3 separate regions of the Homo sapiens genome follow, and all the other regions are linked to region 3. A link is a loop called in an ENCODE intact Hi-C map of the cell type or tissue named here. Cell type or tissue: PC-3. All regions are shown on one strand. Each heading gives the region's core, and the rest is flanking DNA. Links, peaks and the distances in the headings are about the cores only.

The links. Peaks named below come from ENCODE experiments on the same cell type or tissue, not always from the same donor. Only the 100,000 strongest peaks of a DNase experiment are listed, where the experiment ranks them.
Region 1: a loop joins it to region 3, with 2.1 times the contacts of the local background. A loop is called at or near these places in 5 of 110 quality-filtered maps.
Region 2: a loop joins it to region 3, with 2.6 times the contacts of the local background. A loop is called at or near these places in 5 of 110 quality-filtered maps.

What each region holds. Positions count from the first base shown.
Region 1 is chr16:69,528,675-69,533,270 of GRCh38, forward strand. No RefSeq gene overlaps it. Among named protein-coding and RNA genes, the nearest start is that of MIR1538, 35 kb to the right of the region's middle. RefSeq lists enhancers at 952-1,246, 1,234-2,433, 1,703-2,412, 1,992-2,286. In PC-3, for the core only: no CTCF peak of the experiment used is centred there; DNase peaks (open chromatin) are centred at 1,117 and 2,147; H3K4me3 peaks cover 348 bases; H3K27ac peaks cover 1,722 bases.
Region 2 is chr16:69,415,163-69,419,758 of GRCh38, forward strand. No RefSeq gene overlaps it. Among named protein-coding and RNA genes, the nearest start is that of CYB5B, 7.2 kb to the right of the region's middle. In PC-3, for the core only: no CTCF peak of the experiment used is centred there; a DNase peak (open chromatin) is centred at 2,629; H3K4me3 peaks cover 1,165 bases; H3K27ac peaks cover 1,689 bases.
Region 3 is chr16:69,463,805-69,466,304 of GRCh38, forward strand. It overlaps CYB5B (cytochrome b5 type B), which reads left to right. Exons shown (of 5, transcript NM_030579.3): 5 at 1-2,460. Among named protein-coding and RNA genes, the nearest start is that of CYB5B, 40 kb to the left of the region's middle. In PC-3, for the core only: a CTCF peak has its summit at 1,349 (motif pointing left); no DNase peak of the experiment used is centred there; H3K27ac peaks cover 22 bases.

The DNA of each region.
Region 1 (4,596 bases), core at 1,025-3,524, 66 kb after region 3:
TTTCACCACATTGGTCAGGCTGGTCTCGAATTCCTGGCCTCATGTGACCCACCCACCTCGGCCTCCCAAAGTGCTGGGATTACAGGCGTGAGCCACTGCGCCGGGCCCTTTTGCATCTTGATCATAGTAGTGGCTGTGAGACTGTATACATTTGTGACAACTTGCAGAACTGCCCACTAAAAAGGATACATTTTACTGCATGTACATTATGCATTATTAAACCTGACATTAAAAACGCAAAAGCTGAAAAAAAAACTGGGGCCTAGTTAGTGGCCCCAGAAAGAAAATACCTATAGATTCCTTTTTTTTTTTTTTTTTTTTTTTTTTTTTTTTTGAGACAGAGTTTTGCTCTTCTTGCCCATGCTGGAGTGCAGCAGTGCAATCTCGGCTCACAGCAACCTCTGCCTCCCGGGTTCAAGCAATTCTCCTGTCTCACCCTCCCAAGTAGTTGGGATTACAGGCATGCGCCACCACGCCTGGCTAATTTTGTGTTTTTAGTAGAGACGGGGTTTCTCCATGTTGGTCAGGCTGGTCTCCAACTCCCGACCTCAGGTGATCTGCCCGCCTTGGCCTCCCAAAGTGCTGGGATTACAGATGTGAGCCACTGTGCCCGGCTAGATTCCTTTAAATTCAAGTGTTTATTGCAATGTGTTCTTCCCTGTAGCATTTTTACTTTTGTAAAAAGAGCCTGAAACTTTTGTATAAAAAGAAGGGTGGCTGTGTGTGCATGTGTGCATTTATTGTATATGCATAAAGAAACTCTGGAAAGATACACAAGAAACTAATAACATCAGAGACTGTGGGAGTGGGATAAGAATTAGGGAGAAGGAGGACTTGGTAAGGGAAAGAGAAAGAAAATTGTGTGTGTGTGTGTGTGTGTGTAATGTATATAATTTTTGAACCATGTGAACAGATTACCTATAAAAACATTAAATTACCAAAAAATCAAAAGGTTGAAAAGAAAGGGAAATGCTTAATCCCTAGGTGTGACTCTCCACTGGAGGAATCTGTAGGGGGTGGGATTCTTGTGGCAGCTACATCACATGAGCGTCTGCTTCCTGGGCCTTGGCCCCACCCACCTGGTTTAGTAAACTGGAAGCAAGACTGCGTTCCCGAGCAGATGGCCCAGGGTGGCTCCTGGTCCGGTTCAACAGAGAGTAGCTCTAAGCACACGCCCTTTCTTCCCCAGACATCTCCCCAGTGTGTATTCCAGTGGTAGACATTCCTTTTAGTCTTTCACCCCACAATTGGAATAAGACTTCACATTGCAGGTTTTCACCGAAGGAGTAATGATGGGCCTAAATTCATACTTCGTTGTAAATGTCTGATATCAGATTCTTAGACTCTTTCCCAGAGACCTGTTTTGTAAGAGAGCGATCAGACCTTATGAAGGTCTCAGGCTCCTGAAATCTAGGGCAATGGAGGCTTGGAAGACACAAGTTAATTACTTCCCAGTCTTGGCCGGGCGCGATGGCTCACGCCTGTAATCCCAGCACTTTAGGAGGCCGAGGCGGGTGGATCACGAGGTCAGGAGATGAAGACCATCCTGGCTAACACGTGAAACCCCGTCTGTACTAAACATACAAAAAAATTAGCCGGGCGTGGTGGCGGGCGCCTGTAGTCCCAGCTACTCGGGAGGCTGAGGCAGGAGAATGGCGTGAACCCAGGAAGCAGAGCTTGCAGTGAGCCGAGATCGCGCCACTGCACTCCAGCCTGGGCGACAGAGCAAGACTCCGTCTCAAAAAAAAAAAAAATATATTACTTCCCAGTCCTGTTTGTGGCAGACCTAGATGAAAGTTCTAGGAAACACATGCTTTGGAATCAGCCTGAACTTGAATCTCAGGACCCAGTCTGTTCCTACCTGTGAGCCCTTGGCCAAGTATTTCTCCTCTCTCTGTCTCGTTTTCTCATCTGTGAAATGGGAATGCTAATAACACCTTTGCCGGATGAGTTGACATGAGAGTAAGAGGCGAGCTTGTGGGTGACCGCAGGCAGTGCCATGAATGACCCACTTTAGGTGCTGAGCACCCAGGAGCCCTTCTTAGTGCGATTTGCCTGGGCTGCCTTGAGACCACACATGTGATGCGGGGGTGGGGGGGAAAGGGTAACAGAGAGGAGCAGTGACATGGAACAATCCCAAGAATGAAAGCAGGGCGGCGGGGCTGACTCACCGGATGACTCACTTCCTTGCCCAGGGATGTTCTGAGCATCCACGGAGCTGCTTCTCATAGTTCTCATACCCTTGGTTCCTTCTCTGTGGGGAAGGCAGGAGGAAGATGCCCCTCCTCGCCCAGAGCAGGGATCAGAATGTGGGACCTTCTCCGTCATACCCAGAACCATGGAGACTAGCTGGCACCCCATTTTTTAATTCACAAAATAACAGTCCCCATAAGATGTAATCTTTTTAAGGAAGAATAGTTTTTGCCCCAGGAGTACAGGAGAGATTCTAGACTCCTTTTGCCCTTTTCCAAATTATCACAGGGAGATCTGGACCCCGTAGAATATTTGAAAGTGCAGAAAAATGCAAAGAAGCAGAAAAAATCACCTATAATCCTATCGTTTAAACTTTATCACAGTGATGAGTTTGGTATTTTTCCATTCTATTTTTTTTCTCTGTATTTTTTCATTATATAGTCAAGTTTCTGCAGTCTATATCAGCACTATTCAAAGGAAATATGCAAACCACAGGTGTGAACCATATATGTAATTTAAAATGCTTCAGAAGCCTCATTAAAGAAAAATAAAAACAGGTGAAATTGTGTGTGTGTGTATGTGTGTGTGTGTGTATATATATATATATATATATATATATTTTTTTTTTTTTTTTTTTTTTTTTTTTTTTTTTTTGAGATGGAGTCTCACCCAGGCTGTAGTGTAGTGGCATGATCTTGACTCACTGCAACCTCTGGGTTCAAGCGATTCTTCTGCCTTAACTTCCTGAGTAGCTGGGATGACAGGTGCCTGCCACCATACCTGGCTGAATTTTTATATTTTTAGTAGAGACGGGGTTTCGCCATGTTGGTCAGGCTTGTCTCAAACTCCTGACCTCAGGTGATCCGCCCGCCCTGGTCTCCCACAGTGCTGGGATTACACGCATGAGCCACTGCACAATATATTATATTCAACCAAATATTTCAACAATATCATTTTATCATATAATCAATATAAACATTTAGCAATTTTTATGATTATTAAATTAAAAATGAGATATTTTACATGCTTGCACATCTGAATTCAGAGTTAGCCACATTCAAGTGTTCAGTAGGCACGTGGGGCTGGTGACTACCATGTTGAACAGTGCAAGCCTGTGCAACCCCTTTTTTTTTTTTTTTGAGGCAAGGTCTTACTCTGTCACCCAGGCTGGAGTGCAGTGATATGATTATGGCTCACTGCAGCCTTGACCTTCTAGGCTCAAGTGATCCTCCAGCTTCAGCCTCCCAAGTAGCTGGACTACAGATGTATGCTGCCATACTTGGCTAATTTCTTTTTCATTTTTTTAGAGGTGGGGTCTCACTGTGTTGTCCAGGCTGGTCTCGAACTCTGGCCTCAAGCAATCCTCCTTCCCAAAGTTCTGGGATTACAGGCATGAGCCTTGTCTGGCAAGTTCATGCAATTTCTAACTTGCTTTTGTTTTTGCTTAAATTACATCCTAAGTATTTCTCATATCATAAAATCTCTTTTGAAAAAGATAACTTTTATGAATTTCAATAACATGTATTTATTATCTAATACCAAAGGTAATATATTGGTTCGTGTTTTGGTTTGGTTTTTGTTTCTGGCCATTCAAGAACAATTTATGTTAGCTGTTTGATATAATTACTTCCCGACTATTTTCTCAGCAGACATTCACATTGAACAAAAATTGGATGCATACAATATGTACTGCTTTATAACCACCCTTTTCATTTATTGATATGTTATAAACATACAATGTCAGAGTTACACATGAGCCTGTATCCAGAGCCAAGCAGCCCAAACAACTGTTCTCTTCTCAGCAGTGGGAGGGGTAGCATTTGCATCCCCACTTCTCAAAAGTGGGAACTGAGGCTTAGAAAAGTAAAATGATTTTCATGATTATGAAGTTGAGATTCAACCCAGGTCTTTTGATTTTATCTCCAGAGCCTTTCATTTTTAACATATGGTCTCCTTCTGGAAGGAGGCATGGAAGGGATCCAAGATATGCCAAAGAAGCAATTTACAAATTAACGTTTGGAGTAGCATTCTCAGTAAATTGGGACTGTCTCCACCCATAGTTTTGCCTAACAAGCTTCCCGATCACCCAGGTAAATCCTTTTCCCTCCTGCACTCACGTCTCTGCAAGGCTGCCATCTCCTTGTGGGACACTCCCTCCCCATTCCCACCATGAAACGTAACTCTGTAACTTCCAAGAAAGAATCCTGATGGTCTAAGTCAGAGTTTATCCATCTCAGCGCTATTGATATTTGAGCCACATAATTCTTTGTTTTAGGAGGTGTTCTGTACTTTGTCGGATGTTTACTATCCTGACCTCTACCACTAGGTGCCCGAAGCACTCCTCCCCCGCCCCCCAGAAGTGACATTCAAAAATGTCTGCAGACATTGCCAAATGTCCCCTGC
Region 2 (4,596 bases), core at 1,199-3,698, 47 kb before region 3:
AAAGGCAATTGGCCAAAGGCAATTGGTGCATTTGGAGGGCAAAACCAACCTACAGGAACCTTTGTGTTTATAGAAAGATTATGACTTATCGAAGTGGCCTTTGCCCAGCAGACTGTAGTAAAGACAGTGACAGTCATGTAATCTATGTGTTAGATTATCTTTAACAAAAAGAATCTGGCCAGGCGCTGTGGCTCATGCCTGTAATCCCAGCACTTTGGAAGGCCGAGGCAGGAGGATTGCTTGAGCCTAGAAGTTTGAGACCAGCCTGGGCAACATAGGGAGAACATGTCTCTTCTAAAAATAAAATAAATTAGCCGGGCATGGTGGCACATGCCTGTAGACCCAGCTACTTGGGAGGCTGAGGCAGAAGAATAACTTGAACCCAGGAGTTCGAGGTTGCAGTGAGCTATGACCATGCCACTGCACTCCAGGGCAAGAGAGTGAGACCCTATCTCAAAAAAACAAAAAGAGCTGGGTGCAGTGGCTCATGCCTGTAATCCCAGCACTTTGGGAGGCTGAGGCGGGCGGATCATGAGGTCAAGAGATCGAGACCATCCTGGCCAACATGGTGAAATTCTGTCTCTACTAAAAATACAAAAATTAGCTGGGCATGGTGGGGCATGCCTGTAGTCCCAGCGACTCAGGAGGCTAAGGCTGGAGAATCGCTTGAACCCAGGAGGCAGAGGTTGCAGTGAGCTGAGATCTTGGCATTGCACTCCAGCCTGGGCAACACAGCAAGAACCCATTTAAAAGAAAGAAAAAAAAAAAAGAATAAAAAAAGTAAAAAGAATCCCTTATATTGTAAAGAGCTTCACAATTTTAAAGTCTTTTTACATCCATTTACTCATTGGCTCTGCACCTGACAGGGGTTGCAGCCTTTCAATATTTTTAAATCACTCTCCCTCCTCCCCTTCATGACTTTTCTGCAACACTGAATCCAGACTTCTAACACTATATCTAGGTTTCGTTTGTGATTTTAACAGCTTTATTGAGATATAACTCACATACCATACAATTTACCATTTATCTTGTAAAACTGAATTTTTTTTAGTATAGTCACAGGGTTGTGCAATCATTATTACAATCTAATTTTATTTTATTATTTTTGATACATAATAATTATGCAAATTTATGAGATTCAATTTAATTTTAGAACATATTTATCTTTCCCAAAAGAAAACTCTTACCCATTAGCAGTCACTCCCCATTTCCCCCCAACTCTTTCAGTCCTAGGCAACCACTAAATCTACTTTCTTTTTCTGGAGATGTGCCCCTTTTAGAAATTTCCTATAAATAAAATCATATAGAATGTGATCTTTTGTGACTGGCTTCTTTCACTTAGCATGATGTTTTCACCATGTTTTAGCATGCTATTTTTGTTGCTGAATACTATTCCATTTTAAGGATACAACCATATTTTATTTATCCATGCATTAATTGATGGACATTTAGATTGTTTCCACTTTTTGGCTATTACAAATAATGCTACTATGAATATTTGTGGGCCAGTTTTTTTCTTTCTTTTTGAGTTGGAGTTTTGCTCTGTCACCCAGGCTGGCCAACATGGTGAGGTCAGGAGTTTGAGACCATCCTGGCCAACATGGTGAAATGCCATCTCTACTAAAAATACGAAAATTAGGTGGGTGTGGTGGAGTGTGCCTATAATCCCAGCTACTTGGAGGCTGGGGCGGGAGAATTGTTTGAACCTGGGGGGCCAAGGTTGCAGTGAGCTGAGATTGCGCCACTGCACTCAGCCTTAGCGACAGAGACTCTGTCTCAAAAAAATATATATAATAATAAATTAAAATAATAAAAGAATAAAATGATATTGAGCCTGTAATCCCAGCACTTTGGGAGGCCAAGGCAGGCAGGTCACTTGAGGCAAGGAGTTAGAGATCAGCCTGGCCAACATGGTGAAATCCCGTCTCTACTAAAATTACAAAAATTAGCCGGGCATGGTGGCCTGTGTCTGTAATCCCTGCTACTTGGGAGGCTGAGGCAGGAGAATCACTTGAACCTGGGAGGTGGAGGTTGCAGTGAGCCAAGATCGTGCCACTGCACTCCAACCTGGGTGACAGGGCGAGACTCTGTCTCGGTAAATAAATAAATAAATAAATAAAGATATTGAATGAACTTGAAGAAAAATTTTAAGCGAATAAAGCAACAAATAAAACAATTAAGTTTATCTATAATAAGCTATGCTTTGTATAAAAAGGGAAGGGCTGTGGAAGGGATAAATAAAAGTGAATTGTATTTATTACCTATTAAAAATAAGCTAGCAAACACTGGAAGGAAGAACAGCGACTGTTCTGAAGCCAGGAAAAGCAACCCAGGGTGGAAAGCATTCTTGCCAATGGCTGTTTTGCATCAGCCTATAGTTTCTTTCACTCCTAGAAGCTGGGCTGGGCTGGTGGGGGTTGGACCTCACTGGATAAGACTGACAGGATGGTCTTGGATGAAACTCCAGAAGAGGCCACCTAACGGGCCGGGAAGATCTGGCTGACTTGGGGGTGGGATCTACTCCAGAATGCTGACAACCAAACACCCCTGAGGCTGTCCCCTGGAGGATATAGGTTCCTAACTTTGCAAGGACTTCCTGAAGCTTCCCAAACACTGGATGACTCAAGCCTGGCCTTGGGAAGGGAAAGAGTGTTGGAGTGTGACAGCTTTAGAAGTTTGTCTTCCCTCTGGCAGGAGCAAAGAGTAGGTTGCCAGGGAACATAATATCTTGAGAAGGGCAAGAACAGATTGGAGGGCCACCTCATTGTATTTCATTCCTGGAAGAGGAAAAGGGAACATTCCTTCCCGCTGCCGCCTCAAAAGGGTATGAGAACACAGGGCATGCCCGATGGCTGCAAAAACTGGGACAGCATCCTCGCTTCTTGCTCTGTTCTCAAGGAGCATGCACAGTGTTTGCCTTGACCATTTCCTGTTTATACAAAAGCAATAAAATGAGCTTGCAAGGTAAATAACAACCCTGGTGGAGCAGTGTCTCACACGCTAAGGTACTGTTATCTGAGGTAAATTACAGAATTCACACTGATTGTCATCCAGCCTGGGGAGAGAATTTTCTAACTTGTAAAAACAGCAATAGTAAAATGTTCATGTTAAACTTGTTTTATATGGTAAGTGCCATCTTCCTTGTAAATTTCCTCAAGAACTGGGTTTCATTTTTCAGCATCTAGAAATAATAACCCCCAAAATAGCTAGCATTTACTGGGGACTCTCTGTGATAGGCAGTGTGCTAAGAATTTTGTTTAATTCTCATGTCACCACAATGCTTTACTGTAGCTACCCAGTAAATATTTGTCAAAGAGCTTGAAAAAACTATCAAAGACCTTCAAGAACAGAAAATTACAGACCAATATTCTTCATGAATATAAATGCAAAGATCCTTTTAAAATATTAGCAAATTGAATTCAATAAACAAGATTAGCATCATAACCAAAGTGGGATTTATCTCAGGAATGCAAAGATTGTTAAGTTTTTTTTTTTTTTTTTTTTTTTTGAGATGAAGTCTTGCTCTGTCGCCCAGTCTGGAGCACAGTGGTGCAATCTCGGCTCACTGCAACCTCCGCCTCTCGGGTTCAAGCGATTCTCATGCCTCAGCCTCCCAAGTAGCTGGGACTACAGGTGCGTGCCACCATGCCTGGCTAATTTTTTGTATTTTTAGTAGAGACGGGGTTTCACCGTGTTAGTCAGGATGGTCTCAATCTCCTGACCTCATGATCTGCCCGCCTCGGCCTCCCAAAGTGCTGGGATTACAGGTATGAGCCACCACGCCCGGCCAGATGGTTAAGTTTTTGAAAACCATTCAGTGTAATTCACCATATTAACGGAATAAAGGAGGAAAATAATATGATCATTCTGATAGATGTATAAAACATATTCAACAGGCCAGGCACAGTGGCTTATGCCTGTAATCCTAGCACTTTGGGAGGCTGAGGTGGGTGTATCACATGAGCTCAGGAGTTTGAGACCAGCCTGGGCGACACGGCAAAACCCTGTCTCTACAAAAAATACAAAAATTAGCCGGGTGTGATGGTGGGAGCCTGTGGTCTCAGCTACTTGGGAGGTTGAGGTGGAAGGATTGCTTGCAAGCCCGGGAGGTTGAGACTGCAGTGAGCTGTGATCGTGCCACTGCACTTCAGCCTGGGCCACAGAGCAAAACCCTGTCTCAACAACAACAACAACAACCAAAAAAAAAAAAAAAAAAAAAGAAAAGAAAAGAAAAGAAAAAATATTCAACAGGATTCAACACCCTTTCTTAATAAAAACAAAATAAAAATAAAACAAACTCAGGAAACTAGATCCTCAAGATCCTCAAGCTGATAAAAGACATCTACTGAAAAATTATATTAAATTGTGAAAGACTGAATGCTTTCCTCCTAAGATTAGGAACAAGACAGGGATGCTAACTTCACCATTTCTATTCAACACTGTACTGAAAGTCCTAGCCAGTGCAACAAGGCAAGGAAAAAAGAGGCATACAGATTGGGAAGAAAGGTGGAAGCAAAGCTGTCTCTATTAGCAGACGACATATTTATTACATAGATAATTCTAAGAAATCCATAAAATAATTACAGGAACTATAAG
Region 3 (2,500 bases), core at 1-2,500:
CTCAGATGTGTGTTCATTGAGAAGTAGGTTACTAGAATTATGTTACTGTGTCTTATTGGTTCAATGATGATTTCTCTGGCATATTAGACTTTTATTTTTTCCCCCATGGAAGCACTTGAGGAAATAAATAGTACACTGGCTGTTTTCTGCCAGCAACTGTGGTGATTTTTCTCCCTGTCCTTTGAGAATTGCTAGTCTGCTTCTGAGCCATTGTCATATCCAGCAGGGAGCAGCTTGGTTCAAGAAGGACCATAGAGGCTGCTCAGCATCTCCTCCCTCCCTCCCAGCTTGCCAGGGATTTGATGAGACAGGAAACTGCCCAGCAAACCAGGGACTGCCCATGTAAACTATTTAAGAAAAAGTTCAACCCAGGTCTTGTATCCTGTGATTTAGCAGTTGAATGAATACAGAATTCATCAAAATAATATTAACCTTGTACTTGCACACTTGGATATATTTGGGAGTAATTTTAGGAGATTTCTGGCTGACTTTTATTATCAGGGATATGGGTTTAGTAAAGCTTTTATCTTTAGAAAAATGTTTGTATGCATTATAAGATGCTACTTTTAAGACAATATTGAAAAAAACTTTGGTTATTATTTAACAAAAGTGGTATGACTTGATGCTTCTCTATTTAAAGGCAAGGAAGGATTGGTATATGATTGCCTGTAATAAATAAATTGCGTGATTATTGGAGTACATTGGGGTAAAAGTAAAGAACAGAGGAGTATTGAGGAGCTTGAAAGGGAACATTCAAACTAAAGCCAAGCCTGAAGATAACTTGAATCAGTTGTAAAAGTGTGTTGGCAATGTCCGAAATTGAATGAAAAACATCTGGCTTATAAGAAATGTTAAAGAACTACCATCTTAAGTAAAATTGGTGTTTTTGTTATTTTTAAGGTAAATGCCAATGCAAAAGGTATGTTTTTCTACTTCACATTGGTTTTCTTTTCCTGTTTACATCTGCACTTGTTTTTTGCTGAGAGCCAGAGGAAAAGATAATTAGACTTTGTCTCTTCCACCCATGAAATCCCCCAGTACCCAGGGCTTCTTCTGAACTACTGCCGATGTGATGTCACTTTGTATCTGGAAAATCACTTTGGGGTCCATTTACTGTTATTTTGTTGCCTACAAAAACAGCCAGGTGAAAGCTAAATCTTGTGTGAGAGTTTGCAGAGGTTTTTCTATACAATAAAGTAGTATAGCACACTAGCCAAATCCATCCAAAAGGACCTTTTTTTTAGGAAGTAGACTTGAATTCACAAAACAGTCTTGACATGGGTAGCTGGTGAAAAACCCTCTGGAGAGCAAGTGGAGCCAGTCCCCATTGGCTGACAGTGCCACCTGGAGCTGGTCTCTGGGGTGTTCGGTTGTTTATTCCTGAGGAAGACTAGCTGCTGCTGCTGCTGCTGCTGCAAACTGTACTGTACACATCATGGCTGCTGGACACGAAGGAGGAGGTGAGAGAAGTTTCATGCTACCGAAATAGAGGGTGTTGGTACCACTGCCCCTGGCCTGAGAGCCAGGGTTTAAACCTGCCTCAGTAGAGTCTAGTTTGAAATGACACCAAAATTCCTCAGCCCCTACTCAGCAATTGGTTTTGGTTTCCAAATGACTTCTGCATTTGTAAAGATAACAGAGTGGTGGGGTCAAAGTTTATCTTGTGTTTAGATCTCTTCAAGACTGCTTAAGCAAAAACAAAAATCCCTTGGAACCTATCGTTTGAGCCTGTAAAGTTGTTTTAGCAGTTGTCATAAATGCATATGTTGTGAAATCAGAACACTGTCGAGTTTATACTCATTTAGCTGCAATGTGGGACAATGAAAAATGCTTTACAGGCCTGGAGTATCATTACTTATGGTATCTCCTGCTTTAAAATCTCAAGCGATATCTATCTGGTTAAATTCCATTTTAGGAGATTGAGATGCAGAACGTTAATGTTCATTACCTCCTCCTACCCCAAGAGAAATGGATTCAGACATGTCTTGTCTCAACAAGAAATTGATTTTTTTTTAAACTATCTTATTCTGTTGCCAAATATCACAGAAGTAATGAGGAGTTTAGTTACATTTGGCTGTTGTGCTCTGAAAGAGCCAGGTTTGGAATTTGTGGGGGTGATCTAGGAAGAAGGTTCCAAAGAAGCAGAGGCATTTGTCAAGTTACCTACCCTATATCCAGCATCCTCCTCATGAGCTTCAGTAGCTGCTCTTTGCCCACGCTTGTATCCTACGTTTGCTATTTGGGCAAACCATTACTTCAGTTATTTAACTTCCCTTTTTTTTTAACTTCACCTTTGACTATGAACAAGTAACGGTAACATTCCTTTTGTGTATTCAATAATGCAGTTAGTTTACCTTTTTCAGAATATTTTGAACAAAGATCTTTGTCTCTTTCTGCTGGAATGCGCACACAGTGAACGTTTGTTAGAACTACACACAATAAAGACACTGTTTTCCTTTTCTTGCCCCGACTACACTTATTATTTTTAATTTAAAAAGGT